Linked DNA regions of Homo sapiens: region 1 is linked to region 2. Evidence: chromatin contacts called from ENCODE Hi-C or POLR2A ChIA-PET data. All regions are on one chromosome and are shown on one strand. The core of a region is the stretch at or near the end of the contact, and the rest is flanking DNA. Distances in the headings are between cores, read along the strand shown.

Region 1 (2,700 bases), core at 39-2,538, 300 kb before region 2:
GTAATAGGCTTTGGATTAGATGATTTTGCCCAGGTGTAGGCTAATGTCAGTGTTCTGAGAATGTTTTAGTCTCAGCTACAATGCTCAGTAGGTTAGGTGTATTAAATGCATTTTCAACTCACTATATTTTCAACTTATGATGGATTTATTGGGAAGTAGCTCCATTGTAAGTTCAGGAGCATCTGTATTTATACTTAGATTTGTGCAAAAATTCATTAAAAATCTGTGTAATTTTGCATAAAGCATAAATCAAGGGTGATTACTAGATTCTAAAAAGTAGTCTTCTGAAGTGCTTTTAAAGTTTGATTTGTTTCAATCAGCATAATGGGTGTGTCTAGGTCAAGTGTGAGGATTATATTTTGGTGTCCATCGAAGTAGGTGGGGTGTAAATTCTATGAAGGGCCGGACTGGCAGAAAGATGTGGTCCTCATGCTAGGTACTTCATGTAGTCATATGCACAATGAGCTTAAAAAGCAATTGGAGTGTCTTGGTCCATGTAGGTGGAACATTGAAGAGTGTCAAGAAGAGCTGGATGGGAGGTGCTGTCATACAGGCAGGGCTCTCTCTCAAGGTCAGCTCTGCCTCCTGTTGTATTGGCTTCTTCTGAAGGCAAGTTCTCTCATGAAGTGGGGAAGATGGCCACCACCAGCTTCCCAGTTTAGCAGCACAGGGAAAGTGAAACTCTCCTTCCCAACATACACATAGCCACCTCAAGGGAGGCCCTCCTGGCCCTGTGGAAATGCATACCCTTTGCATCAGTCCTTCCTCCTGTGGCCCACTGGGGGTGGTGTGCTGATGGACAACCTAGGACCACAAGGGATGGGGAGATGAGTTCTTCCAGGGATGGGGGATCCTGGACAGACCAAACAATAAAAGTCCCCTGTGTCATGCATCCTCATACAATCCTATGGCTGAATTAATAACTGAATTAAGGGAAATTCCAGATCAGCCTGAAGCATCCTGTAGCATCAGAGGACATGCTTTAAAAAATAGGAACACATCAAAAGCACACAGGAGTCATCCTGAAACAGTACCCAATGGCCAAAGCTGGAACAATCCATGAGTCTATGCCAATATAAGTAAACATGTGAATAAGCAAATACATAGGGAAAAAGAGACAAATCTTTCTCACAGAAGCACCACAAGTAATACAGGGGAGCATTGATGCAGCCACTTCTCCAGGAGGTGGGGCTTCATTGCTCTCCTAGTGAGTGTGGACTGGACCTGGTGACTCACTTCCTCTAGAAGGGTATGGAAAGAGAAAAATAGCAACTTCACAATGCAGTAATCTAGCGGATGCCACCACAACCAAGGGCTCAAGGTTAACATCACCAGACTTGAGTCATGGTGAAGTCATGTGCCCCCGAGGCGAGGCAATGAGAAGGGCACTTCACCCCATGGCACTCACCCCCAAAACATAACCCCAATCGATCACAGAAAACATCAGCCGAACTCAAAGCGATGCACATCATCCAGAATGCCTGATCAGCACTCCTCCAAAGGGTGATGGTCTTGAAAAAGAAACAAAGTCCCAGAAATGGGCATAGATGGGAGGAGATTAAGGAGACAGCCTAAATGCACTGTGGGATCCCGGATGGAATCCTGGAACAGAAAAGAGGCATGAGTGAAAAAAACTGGTGAAATACAAAAAAAGTCTGGAGTTTAGTTAGTAGTATTGTGCCAGTGTTAATTTCATAGTTGTGACAAACATGCTGCGGATATGTAAGATGTTAACAATTACAGGAAACTGGATGGAGAGTATAGGGAAACTCCCTGTATTATCTTTACAGCTTTTCTCTAAATCTAAAATTATTCCAAAATAAAAAGTTTGAGAAATTAACAGTGATTACCCATTCCATACTAGGCACTGATTTAAGGGCTATGCATATATTAACTTTTAAAAATCTTAACAATAACATTGAGGTATCTGCTATTATGATTACCACGCTAATTTTATGGATGAGGCTACCAAATCTGAGAGGTTTAGCGACTATCTATAGTCACGTGGTTCTGAGTGTGTGATTAGCGCCTAGGCAGTTTGGTTCTAAAGCCTGTAATCTGCAATCTTTAACTCTACATAACAAACTTTCAAGGAAGAGTTAATATCTGCACATTGTTTTTCCTCTTGAACACCCTTACCTTAGGAGAAAAACCTGTTCTGGTCTGCACAGCTCACAGGGGGTTCCCCTCCACTTATTCCCTTTGCATACACCTTCCTAAGACACAGGCTTTCAGATTGCAAGTGTTCCTAATCCCTAATACCCAGGCCCCACAATACTGAAAATTTCCAGAAAAGAAATGGAGTCAGCTTAGAAAAGAGAATTGAGAGAGAAAGAACCAACAAAAGGGAAATAATAAAATTTAGTGGGGGAAAGTATGAAAAGCAGTGCAAACTTGATTCCCTTACCAGAGTAACTCAGGGATTGAGGAGAAATGGCTTGCTGCCTTAGGTGTTGGTTAGAGACCCCAAATCACCCACGAGAAAAGTGCAGTGGGCCTTCAGCCTCCTGCTTTCACTCACGAAAAGCACCTGTTTTCTGCTCTGATAGAGATCAGTGAATACCAGCCACTGAATGACTCTCACGTGATATGCCTTGTGCTGTTAGTTAAAGCTCGTGCTCCTGAATTCTCACAATATTGTGCGTTTTATGCCCCCGTAGAGCAGGGGTCTCAGCCCAAACATGTCCACCACCTGATTTC
Region 2 (2,700 bases), core at 114-2,613:
TGTGAGCATTTCCCACTATTTAAATATTGTTTGAAAAAAGTATTACTCCATGATTTTCTATGATGCATCACAATCTATATAAATATATAAATAATACCTAAGATATTTGTGTTGCATCAAATTTTCCATTCTTATAAAAAAAATTTTGGAGGACACCCTTTAGGATGAAGTGCAACAATCTTCCAAGATGATCACCTTCCTCCTAGGACTCTCCTGGCTGTATTCATGTTTAACATTCATGCTCCCCACTAAATCCAAATGGAACAAAACAAAAATTGAAGCATTTCTAGGTCATTGCATCTTATAACAAAAACAATTTCATATTCAATTTTTTCAGCAGATGATTCCTCTAATTATATACTCCTCAAAAAAATCTTATCAATCCCTCATAATATAAGCTGTGTCTATTATAATAAGAGCTACTTTTCATTGAATAGCAATTATGAGCTTGGCTATGTTTTAGCCTATGTCTTGTGCTTTGTGTTATTGTCTTCATCCTCAAAGTATTTATGAAGATTGATTGGATTATGGACAATCTTTTTCATGGATGAGGATATTGAGTCCCAGAAAGTTAGTAGAACATGCATAGCAGCAAAAGTGAATTAAAGCCAAGGCTAGTAGGAAAGACAACCAGAGTTATGACTGTTACACCAGCTCATCCCTGACCATAGGCTTGGGTTGGTGTCCAGAGATGTGCATGCTACTATGGGCTGCATTTTCGTTTCATTAAAGACAACCTCATTTTTGAGAGACCATACAAGTCTTTAGCATTTGGGTAGGAATATTCCTGGCATCTCTCAGCCCCCGCTTTAACACAATCTTCCTGTGAGCCCAATCCACTCAGTTTTTTTCTGGATGAAAGGAAGAAATGGGATCTGTGTTTGCCACCGGAAGCTCACCCTTCTCAGCAGACAAGGCTGATTGTCTGTAATTGGTGAGGCCCCAAAGAGCACAGGAGCCTGGTGACAGCCTGTGAGCCAGCCTGCATTATTGATCCCCTCAGAGCTGTAATCACAGCTGTGGGCGTCAGCGCAGTGATGCGTGTCTGAGTCAAATGGCAAACTGTTGTTGTGAGGCTGGACAAATGTGGTCTGGGAAAATGGTCTCTTAATTGGGTTTTAAAGTTCTTGTGGAAGAAAAGACAATTTTTTGCTTCGAAAAAAACTGAAGATGAAAGGACATTTCTGCTCACGGCATCAGCAGCCAGAAGCGTCAGACCTTACCAGCATCCCCTCCTACCTCCTGAGCAGGCTTGCCATGGCAACCTTTGTCTGCTGCTATCGCACAGAGCCATCGTTCCTGCTCTGTACCACATGTCACCCTCCCCGTGCTTCTCTCCGCGAAGATCTGCTGCCAGCAAAGTGCAGAGAGCTCCACCTGACATCATGCTTGAGGCCACCAGGCCACCCTGGTGGCATCGGGGTGGTGTGGTTCTAGATGTGCTACTGACGATTTGCTCCTTCAGGCTTTTAAAACATCATTTTGTTGACTTAAGAAGGTGAATTTTCTCTTAGGACATGAACTAAGCTCCCCCATCCCCCCCCAGAGAAAAGCCATAATGAGTTGTCATGGTGATTCAGGTGATTCATGGTGACTCATTTCATTAGAATGTTCAGAGAATGAACACCTGCGTTCCAACGCTTCAAGCAGAGGGTAGAATTTAGCCGGGGAAGCTGCAGTCACGCCTGCTTGTCAAGCATCAGAACAGGGAATTGTGCCTTCCACCAGGCTTTTCATGTTACATTTCCAATGAGAATGGGTGGGACATGACAAACAAAATGTGTGTGGGGGCAGATAGGGGGACAGGAGGAAATCAGGGACAGGAATGATGGGGTACATAGGAGAAGTGTAAGTAAGGTACAATGCCTGCTCTCAGGGAGCCTGGGTTTCCTGGGATGGCTGATTTAGCTTTGCCAGCCAAAATTGGTTTCTCCCCTTCTCTCTCCTCTGGCCAAGGTTTGTAAACCTGGCCTAAAACAATGTCTAAAATCATTGCTCATGAAAATATAGCCTGAAGGAAATAAAGTACCCATTTTAGATGCTGAATTAAGAGACGCATATATCTGTATATTTGAACCCATCCATTAGTGCTACAGAAACATGAATAAATGTATTTATCTTTCAATATTACTGTCCCACCAAAGGATGTGGGTTGGCTCAAAAGAATAAGTAAAAGTAGTGTCAAGGCAAAGTCAAAATGAGAAATCAGGGTCAATGAAGAGAGCATCAAATGTTAAGAAGAGAGGTTAGCATTTCTACTTAATTATTTTATTATATATTTCTCTGTAAAAACCTATCATGTTATAAACTTTTTCAGAGTCAACAAGAACCTACCTTCTTTTATTTGCCCTTTCTAATGTCCTTTCATACTGGTCGGTAGATGGGTTTCTTCTACGACTTACTTAAGAGGGAAGGTGCTCGCTGCCCCTACCTTTCTAGGCCCATGGCACCCTAAAAAGCGCAGGCGTGGGCTCACTCCTAACCGTGCCCTACCTAGCTGCTGATTTGGGGCAAGTTAGTGAACCTCTCTGCACATCTGTTTCCCCACCTGAAGATGATAAAACACAAAAATGGGATTATTTTTACAACTTAAATGGGATAACATAGCAGGCCCTGAATCCATTAGTTTGCCAGGGGTTCCCTAACAAAATACCACTGACTGGGTGGATCGAAGAAGAATTTCTTTTCTCACAGTCCCGA

Evidence for each region. Hi-C counts contacts between places; a loop is a spot of excess contacts on that map. ChIA-PET counts read pairs that join two places held with the same protein, here RNA polymerase II (POLR2A). Pooled maps may share reads with other maps.
Region 1: a pooled map shows a loop between it and region 2 (5-fold over the local background). The contact joins the enhancer-like site here to the promoter of DDC-AS1 in region 2. A Hi-C loop is called at or near these places in 1 of 168 maps with a recorded cell type or tissue (PC-9) and 6 of 50 pooled maps. POLR2A ChIA-PET finds 5 or more read pairs at or near these places in 1 of 52 experiments (activated CD4-positive, alpha-beta T cell).

What each region holds. Positions count from the first base shown.
Region 1 is chr7:50,825,544-50,828,243 of GRCh38, reverse strand. No RefSeq gene overlaps it. Among named protein-coding and RNA genes, the nearest start is that of GRB10, 44 kb to the right of the region's middle. RefSeq lists an enhancer at 646-1,845. Within about 2 kb of position 1,288, at least 2 of the 41 ENCODE cell types and tissues checked have a DNase peak (open chromatin) inside an H3K27ac peak, as active enhancers do.
Region 2 is chr7:50,530,422-50,533,121 of GRCh38, reverse strand. It overlaps DDC-AS1 (DDC antisense RNA 1), which reads right to left and starts at 1,363. Exons shown (of 5, transcript NR_033845.1): 1 at 1,240-1,363. The region is part of intron 4 of DDC (dopa decarboxylase); the gene reads left to right. RefSeq lists enhancers at 714-1,913, 2,273-2,442, 2,291-2,460.